Regions from separate parts of the Homo sapiens genome. Here region 1 is linked to region 2. Evidence: read pairs that join two places in POLR2A ChIA-PET (ENCODE). Cell type or tissue: CD4-positive, alpha-beta T cell. All regions are shown on one strand.

What was found. Peaks named below come from ENCODE experiments on the same cell type or tissue, not always from the same donor. Only the 100,000 strongest peaks of a DNase experiment are listed, where the experiment ranks them.
Region 1: POLR2A ChIA-PET joins it to region 2 with 5 read pairs; 13 of 35 experiments call an interaction of 5 or more read pairs at or near these places.

The regions. Positions count from the first base shown.
Region 1 is chr9:112,090,714-112,095,713 of GRCh38, reverse strand. All of the region lies in intron 10 of SUSD1 (sushi domain containing 1), which reads left to right. Among named protein-coding and RNA genes, the nearest start is that of LINC02977, 53 kb to the right of the region's middle. RefSeq lists enhancers at 31-200, 3,345-3,991. In CD4-positive, alpha-beta T cell, no CTCF peak of the experiment used is centred here; no DNase peak of the experiment used is centred here.
Region 2 is chr9:112,325,887-112,330,886 of GRCh38, reverse strand. All of the region lies in intron 1 of PTBP3 (polypyrimidine tract binding protein 3), which reads left to right. Among named protein-coding and RNA genes, the nearest start is that of PTBP3, 5.2 kb to the left of the region's middle. In CD4-positive, alpha-beta T cell, no CTCF peak of the experiment used is centred here; a DNase peak (open chromatin) is centred at 2,976.

The DNA of each region.
Region 1 (5,000 bases), 240 kb after region 2:
CCCAAATTGTTTTAGTTCTGGACTCCACAGGCTCCTATTATTGAATGTCTGCCTGTGAGTCCTACTTCCTGGTTAGGAGATTTTCCCTTTTGTCTCCCATGGGGAATTACCCTCAGCTGATCTGTGAGCTGCTGTTGGGTTTCCAGAACCTGAACTTTCACTGGTCTGATGAGGTCCAGGAAACCCCCTGGGCTAGTGGCATTTCGCCCAAGCCCTACCTTCTTGGAATTGAATTTCCAAGACTTAAATGGTCGGTGCTTCTTTGATGGAAACTGAAACACTTCTTGCTCCCGCTTCCTTTTCTGTATCAGAGAGATAAGCCTGCAATGTTCAAGGTCCCTCTGAGAACGTTCTTACTTAGCAGGTCCTGCTCAGCTCTAAGCCTTTACCCTTCCATTTAAGTTGTTTCTGTTCCGTCTTTATTGCCAGGTAGGACTCATACCTTTTGCTAGGTCTTAGTACTTTTCCTTCTCTATATTTGCTTTTTGTTTTCAGACTTAGATTTTTGTTCTCCTCACATATTACTTTGGAATCTGCCTCCGAGGTCTCTGTAGAGAAAGAATGATGTCACAGAGCTCTCGACCTGCCATAAACATCCAGTGTTAAAATACCTTCTTCCCACTTTCATTTTCACTAGGAGGCATTTCTTTCTATTCAGTTCGGCCTAAACCCAGGCCTGGGCTTTATCAATTTTCATTCTCCCTGGACCTTGTTTAATACAGCTCTATTTCCCAGGCAGATGTCCTTATAGCCGGTGCAATACCTGTTGCCCCATCTTACAAAAACAATGCCACCTTGAAACTCACTTAGTGATGCTTGAAGAATTCTACACTGATCATTCACTGATGATTCTCTTTTTAAACATGTTCACATTTCTTTAACTATAGAGTATCACAGTTCCAGTTATTAAGGAAGAAACGAAGAGTTCTCATTAATGCCTATTCTCGCTCCCCTATTTAAAACTTTTCCTTGTCATATTTTTCTAACTGGGCCAATATGATTTCAAATTTTCTTCTTAGTGTTATTTCCTTCACTTTGTTTCATTCCTCCTAATCTTATCGTTTCTCCCTAATCTTATCCTGTCTGCAAGACCAAAACCTGTTTTGTAAACTGACTTCATTCTATTTTCAGAGATGGGGAAAATCTCATTTCTAGGAACAGAGTTCTAGGTGTACACTTTTTGCTATTTCTTTTTAGCATTTGAGTTTGTAATAATTCCACTGGACTTTTTTTCTACTTTAGCCCCCAAAGAGTTTCTTATCTAGAATCCCCGGTCTGAGTTTCTGTGAAACAGATCATCCAGGGCCATTTAAAAGCCCTTGGTGTGGGGGTGAACTCAGCCTGTGGAGAAACCGTGGATCCAGTCTTTCTACAGTTCTCTCCTTAGCCCTGGATGAAATTCCAAACAATATAAAGAGAAATGGAATTTTGGCAAGCTAATCTAATGTTGTCTACTAATATCTAGCTCCCCAAAATGCTCTTTAAAACCTCCCACCATTGCTCCCTTTGTGCATCTTAAACTTTAGCAAGTGTAATGATTACCTGGAGAGCTTATGAAAACACTGGTTCCTGGGCCCCATCCCAGAGGTTCTGATTCAGTAGGCCTTTGGGGAGGGGAGCAAATTTTCATTTCTAGCAAGCTTTCAGGCCTTATTGATATTGTCAGTCCACATTTTGAGTCGCATTGCTCTAACCACATAAACCTTAGCTACTTCCGGGCAATGTCAAAGCTCTTGCAGGCGGAGACATAATAAGAAAAGAAAGACTGAAATAAAAAAAAAGTGGTAGCTAAAATAATTCCATCTGCTCCTGCCTAAAAAGCCTATGTCTTAGAGCTTTGTCTGATTTGCAAAGTTTTCCTGGTAATCAGATATCTACCTACCTCATCTGTTCCTGAATTCCAGCTGCAGAGACCAGGAGCTCTCATCTTCCATCATGGTGCCTTGCTCCGCTGTGGCAGCTCTTATCTTTATACTCAAGGCCCCAGTCAGTATATCTGTCTTTTGCAGGGAGATACTGAATCTTACCTCTCCTTTCCATCTGAGATTAACAGGACAAACAGATAGATAAATGACAAATAGAGGATCAACTTTATTGATCTGGGCAAGTTTCCAGGAACTCTCTCCAAAACTGAATTTCAGGTAAAAGCTATATTGAAGGATGAGGTTTAGCTATTGTGGCCAAGTGGAACTTCCTACTTGCTGGAATTCCCCCTGGAAATATGGGCAGTTGGGTCTGTAAGGGACCCTTGCCTGGCTTACCCACCCAGTCTCAGGCCGAAAAGCAGAGGAAAGGGCGGTGACAGACACTGGGTGCTTACCTCTTGGAGACCGGAGATACCCAGAGTGCTCCTTGTACCTGTGCACAGGCGGGTCCCAGAGAGCAAGTCTGCCTTTTGTTTGGGTGGCAACCTGTAATATATGAACTTATTACTTGGAAATGTGACTCAAGGAATGGCAGTCTCCTACCAATTAGATTACATATTTACTGTTCCTTCCTTGAGGATTAACATATAGGGAATAGGGAGAAGCCAAAATTGCCTTTTCCCTTATGGAATTGGAAAGACAGGTAAATAGCAACCTTTAATACACTCAAGCAAGGTCACTGATCTCTGTAATTATCTTGAACAGGAAAGGTCCATTATAGTTCTAGGAGTCTATGTTAGGAAAGCAATTTAAATTACTTTTAGGTTCCTTCAAATTCATTTGTTTTGAAGGAAAAATTTGTCCAAATTTCTTGGTTAATTTACCATCACTATTTTATTTATTGATCAAATTTTGTGTTCTCATGGACATAGATAGTTTATTCATATACTGAGAGCATGACTTCTTTGATTATTATTTATGTTGCCTTTCTTCTGTTTTATGGTTTCTTTCAATTTTGTTTACGATGTTTTTGACATATAAAAGTTTTAGATTGCTATACAGTCAAATCTATTGATCTTTTCCATTGTGATTCATTACATTGTTATTAAATGTAGAATTTTTTAAAACAAAAGAGTATTTATATTCTGTCTTATTTCTAGGAAAGACTTTAAGTGACCTGCATGGGTATATAAAATAAACGATAATAGGTTAGACGTCTAGGCTAAAGAAGAAAGAAAACAAAAACAGAGACATAAAAAATATAGGAATAAGGTTAAGAATAATTCATGCCCTTATAACCTATTTACTTGTTCATTAGTGCCTCTAAAATTTAGGTTTGAGTTTTCCCATCCAGCCAGAAAGGGAACCATTGCATTGTCCATAATGTTACAACGAAGCAGTGTTTTTCAGAAGCACAATTCTTTTTCAACATTAAGAATCAGTTAGAAATTTCTGATTCCAGGGGGTCTCATAAATAGGACAGTGTCTGAGCAGCATTTTATGAGGATTTTATAAGGCTATTTTTTTGTATTGCCCCTGAACACAGAAAAGCACAATTCAGTGTAGAGTGGCAGAAAAGATGCATTAGAAATGCCTGCTGTTTGCTGATCTGGCTTGATTCAGGGGTAGGATTAGGTTATTTAGATTATTTGGAGGTATGACTGGAGTCCATTTCTTTCAAGCATTGTTTTCTAAATATTGTTTCCCTCAACTGAGATTTGATGAATGTTTGGTGTCACTGAGCTAGCAACTGTTTTCTCTTATAAGTACCCAGGGAGCAATTGTTCTGTGCCACCAATTGAATAACAAGGACTTGTGCTTGAATTGAACGCTGGCCTCCTCTGCTGGAAGGTTGAGCCTGGGGAGCTGAGCCAAGGGAATTGTTTGAATCTGCTCTGCCAATGAATGGGTGATTGAACTCTCAAAATTCCTCTCCTTGTAATATAGTCACAGGTGTTTAGCCTGAAAAATTTCACAGTTGTTCTGACCAGATACCAAATTTGTCTAAAGAAAAATTTCAATAAAATAACAGTAAAGCTCCCAGCTTTGAACCATATTATATCTTGTTGCCCTCTTTAAGATAAACTGCTCCCCAAATGTAAATCAAGGATAACTAAGATGATACCACTATTTATAGAGCAGTTATACAATAGTAACTTTGCTTTCAGGATAGTTGATTTATAGCCATTCTTTATGACAATATTTAGCTTGCAAAGCCAACTGTCTATATAGGCTACTTCTAATTAGAGATTTAAATACCGCTATTATTTATGTACAAAAGAATGTTTTTATTCAGTTCTTTTTAGCAGAAGATTGCATGCATTTAGATATTCCCAAAATAATGTTGGTAAGTTTTAAAAAATCCTACAAGGAGAAGGAACAGAGCACTCTTCCCAGGGAGTAAAGCCCTGGTAGAAAACCATTACTCTTAAGGTGGCTTTCTGCTGCAGGTTTTGAACAGCATGCATAATTTGAGATCTATGTGGACTTTATAAAACTTCCCCCATAATGGATTCCTGTTCACAGAATTAAAGTCCAAACAAAAGATAATTAAGACCATAAATCATTTAATGTTGTTTCTGATATTTTTCCACAGAGTGATAAATATTATAACAGTATTCTGTGGTTGAAGAGTTATGCCTGAAGTCTACCTTCTTTTCTTACAAACCATTAGCCTGAGAAACCCATACTTGTAGTTGGTCAAGCCAGAAATTGGCATATATTTTACATGGAATATACAATCATCTGAATGTGCCAAGTATGGAGAGAGTAGATGTTTGTTCTTTTAACAGATAAGTTAGTGACCTTGTAGATCCAGCTCAGTGGGACCATATCCATTACCTTTACTCATAAAGATGAATAAGTTGCTTAGAATTGGAGCCTTCAGCTAAATGGGTTCTAAGTGGCTCTGAAGGCAATAGATTCATCTCATTCTTTTTAGTACCTTCATTTTCTAATCATGCGTATAGACACAGACTCCAAAACTGTTCTCTCCTAGGCTAGAATCAGAGAAAGGGTCACATACTTTTTAGTCTAAAATATTCCTTAGTGCCATGCAAAGGAAAGCTAACTACAAGATATTTTAACAACTTTTATTTACTTATAATTTTTAAATTTGATATAATTTCAAATTTT
Region 2 (5,000 bases):
TCTGTAAAATCCAAGCACTGGTTTTGTTTCATTTAAAACCTCAGACACGATTATTCATGCCAGTGACTTAAAAGAACAAACTTTGGTGATTTTAAGTTTTGGTTTGGCTTTGTTAAATAGAGGTAAATGGATAAACACTCATTTTTATTGAAGTTTGACTATACTTTCCTAAATACTAAAAGATAACAGGATTTGTTTCTTGCATTGGTAGTAAGGATTTGCTTTTGCACTCTGCTGTTGCTAGACTGTCTCATCATTTTTCTTTGTATTAATATTTCACAACTCATCACATTCTTATTTTTATTATTTGTTATTATAATGCTTTTTCCCCTTTATTCTTACTATCTCTGTCTTTTAAAAACTTGTTCTCTAACTTTGTTTTCCATTTTCTCTTTTTACTTTTTCCATACAGTGTTGTTACAGATCTTATAACAGTCGGTTTAAAGGTAGGAATCTTTTACTATCCTTTCATATGCATTTTTATATCTTTTGGCATATTTTCAGTCTCACCTGTTCATAAAATTATCTGCTTTATTGTGTAAAAGTCTTTAATTTTTACTTAGCTCCAAAATAAGTAGACCTGAGGTAACTTTGGATTTTACGTATTTATAAGGAGGAACTATAGTATTATGTGTATAAAATGTGAACAAAAAATTTAGCCCAAAGTTTCACTTAAATTATCAGGATGCTTTTTGTTTGCTTTGTTTTAGCAGTTAAATGTAGCCTAGGCTTAGGCCGGGTGCGGTGGCTCACACCTGTAATCCCAGCAGTTTGGGAGGCTGAGAGGTGGGCGGGTTGCTTGAGCCCAGGAGTTTGAGACCAGCCTGGGCAACATAGTGAAACCCTATCTCTATTAAAAATAAAAATAAAAAAATTAGCCGGGCATGGTGGTGCGTGCCTGTAGTTCCAGCTACTTGGGAGGCTGAGGTGGGAGAATCACCTGAGCCCGGGAAGTCAAGGCTGCAGTGAGTGTGACCGTGTCACTGCACTCCAGCCTGGACAATGGGAGTGAGAAACTGTCTCAGAAAAAAAAAAAAAAAAGTGTAGCCTAGGCTCTGATTTATCTTCTTACCATGTCCTTTCTTATATCCTCTTTCATGGATGTGCTTATGAGAATAAGCAGCTGACACTTCTTTCTTCAGTGCCTACTATGTGTCAGGTGCTTTACATGTATTTTTACCAATCATAGCAATCCTTCAAGGTAGGTAATCAGTATTCCCATTTTAGAGGTGAAAAAATAGCTTTAGAAAGTTTGTGTCCAAGATGTGGTGCACTAGTGTTCAAACTCTTGTCTTCCAGGTACCAAAGCCTGACTTTTTTTTCGTTATACCTAGCTGTCAGCAATGAGAGTTCTGTCTAAAAGGCAAACATCCAGAGAGCTGGATAATTAGTATTTTATAATAATGATTCTTCTAGGTTATAAATCATTTCAGTTTTACCAAAGTCTTTTCATTTATTGGATTTTTTTTTTTTGAGGCGGAGCCTCCCTGTTGCCCAGGCTGGGGAACAGTGGTACAATCTTGGCTTACTACAACCTCCACCTTCAAAGGGGTTCAAGTGATTCTTCTGCCTCAGCCTCCTGAGTAGCTGGGATTACAGGCACATGCCACCATGCCTGGCTAATTTTTTTGTATTTTTAATAGAGACGGGGTTTCGACACGTTGCCCAGGCTGGTCTCCAACTCCTGACCTCAGGTGATCCGCCCTCCTTGGCCTCCCAAAGTGCTAGGATTACAGGTGTGAGCCACCACACCCGGCCCATTTATTGGATTTTTAAATATAAATTAAGTAAACAGTGCTCATCTGTATGAGACTTAAAATATCTGGGTGTTCTAAAGGTTCCCTTAGTAATTTAATATTTGATATAGCTGAGTTGAGAATCTAGTTCTAGAAGCCACTTACAGTTCAAATTATTGTAGAAAGAAATAATTCATCTTTGTTTATATGTGTCTTACACATTATAGATTGACTTATGTAAATTTGTTCCACCACTTTGGGTCCATCTGTGTTCATCATCTCTTCTTGTTAGCAAATTTCAGTGCTCCTACTTTATTTGCATTTGTTGGACCTGACAGTGGTGTTCATTCATGGTTTTTTGTTTGTTTTTAACTCTGTCACCTAGGCTGGAGTGCAGTGGTGGCATGATCATAGTTCGTTGCAGCCTCTAACTCCTGAGCTCAAGCCATCCTTTCACCTCAGCCTCCAAAGTAGCTAGTAAATCTACAAGCGTGCACCACCATGCCCAGCTGGGATTTTGCTGTGTTGCCCAGGCTGGTCTCAAACTCTTGGCCTCTCAAAGTGCTGGGATTGCAGGCATGAGCCACTGTGCCTGCCCTAAAGATATGTCTTCATAAGTGAAAGAAGATTTAAATGTTAGATGCAGGAACCATATTTGAATACAAAATTTGGCTTTCTGACTACCTGCTTTTAGCAAGCACTTTGTAAACAAAGGTCAGATCCTACTCTGAAGAGAAGATAAGCTTATTAGTTGGTTCAGTAGCAATCTATATTTTTATAGGCTTAGATCTGGGAATGTAAAATTATGCATTATCTGGAGAAATTTCTCTAAGATTGTTCTTTTTGGATTCCATCCAAGGAATCTTAATTACCAAGTAAATACTAAGAGGCCAGTAAGGCTCATAATTCATCTAGATCGTGTGAAAGATAATCTAGCAGTTACTTAATTTCCCTTGTATGCCATCTGAATATGATGACACAACAAATGGTTTCAGCCAGTGGCAAGAGTGGATTTCAGGTTATCTTCCATAAGTTGCTTCCCTGGATTCAGAAGAGTAATATGGACTTTTAAAAAAAGAATTGAAAATACTCTGTAGTATAATATAAAATCCATCGTTTTAGAGAAAGAAAACTGAGTTGTTTTTAGAGATTAAGTGATTCACCAAAATGTGTCATGAGGGCAGGGATTTTTGCTATTTTCTTCACTACTGTGTTTCCAGTGTCTGTCACATAATAAGCTCTCAGAAATACTTGATGAGTGAATGAATGCCAAATTGTCACATGGCTAGTTAGGTAGAATACTTATACAGGAACTTAAGCTTTCTCATTTTGCTAGTGTTTTTTTTTTTTTCCTCTATTAGTCATATACTATGGTGAGAAAGAAATCATTTCATTTTTTAAATTGGAATTTTCTTGAAGACAGGTAACATTTTTCAGGCAGCTTAGGGCTGTCTCATGTTATACCTAAGTGTATACCTTGGATGTTATTTGTGGTGTTACAATTTTTTGAGCCTTGCCAAAATTAAGAAAATTAGTTTCTAATACTACTTTCATGAAAAATTTGTTCTATTTCTTCATGTACTTTTTTTGAGACGGTGGTCTCCCTCTGTTGCCCCAGGCTGGAGTGCAGTGGCGCAATCTCGGCTCACTGCAATCTCCACCTCCTGGGTTCAAGTGATTCTCCTGCCTCAGCGTCCTGAGTAGCTGGGCTACAGGCACACGCCACCATGCTCGGCTAATTTTTTTTTGTATTTTTAGTAGAAACGGTTTCACCATATTGGCCAGGCTGGTCTCGAACTCCTAACCTCGTGATCTGCCCGGCCTCCCAAAGTGCTGGGATTACAGGCGTGAGCCACTGTGCCCGGCCTTCTTCATGTAATTTTTATATTTTGAAATGCTTATTGGGAAACTGAGACGTATTTGCTATTTTTTTTTTTTTCTTTGAAGGCAGGCTCTACCTCTGTCATTGCCCGGGCTGGAGTACAGTGGCACAATCATGGCTCACTGCATTCTCCACCTCTAAGGCCCAAGTGATCCTCCTACCTCAGCCTCCTGAGTAGCTAGGACCACACCCAGCTAATGTTTAAGTTTTTTTGTAGAGACGAAGGCCTCACCATGTTGTCCAGGCTGGTGTTGAACCCCTGGCCTCAAGTGATTCTCCTGCCTCAGCCTCCTAAAGTGCTAGGATTACAGGTGTGAGCCACCACACCCAAGCATAATTGCTGTCTTTAATTTTGAATTCTTTTAAATGAAGAACCAACTAGATGATAATGAGTGATAACTGTACATGTTTTAAGAACTTTATTATACCAGATAAATCAAAGTGTCAGACTGTGGATAACATAGCATTTTGTGTGTGTACAGCTTATACTTTAATTATTAACTGGCTGGCTTATTTTAAACTTGAATATTCCTCATAATCCTGGTTATTTTTTCAAAATACTGTAGTAGCGATTAGAGTATGATTTTAAGAAAATGACAGTCTTACATATCAAATATGTTTTAGACTTTTTCTGGGTTTTCCTATTTTAAGTGAGTAGATGAGTATGAAAAACTCACATATATGGGAAGGACTTCTAGTGATTATCATGCCTGTCAGTATATAGAAGAGAACAATATAGCATATTTAAATTAATTTTGAGGATTAGTTTTCTGTTTGCTTGACCAAGGGTTGGCAAACTATGGCTATGGGCCACATTTGGCTTGCCACCTGTTTTTGTAGTTTTACTGAAACACAGCTGTGCTCATTCATATTGTCCGTAGCTCCTTTCACACTACAAAGGCAGTCGTAGTTGTAGTGGAGACTGCAAAGCCTAAAATACTTACTCTCTGGCCCTTTACAGAAAACGTTTGCCTGCTGCTGTGCTTGAGCTATAGGAAATGTAGAAGGCATTTGCTGCAATCCTTTTCCTTTTAAACTGAGCTGTAATTTACATAGAATGAAATGCACATGTCTTAAGGGTACAATTCAGTAAAATTTGACACTTGTATCCACTAGTGTTTCCTGTATACCTCATTCAAGATAATAGAACACGCAGTCTAGAAAGTTCCCTGTTGCCTCTTTCCAGACCCAGTTTAGGCAGCTCTTCTGATTTCTATCACCAGAGATTAGTTTTACCTGTTTTGTTTGTTTGAGACAGGGTCTCACTGTGTAGCTCAGGCTGGAGTGCAGTGGTGTGATCAAGGCTTACCTCAGTCTCAACTTCCTGGGCTCAGGTGATCCTCCTGCCTCGGCCTCCTGAGTAGCTGGTACTACAGGTGCGC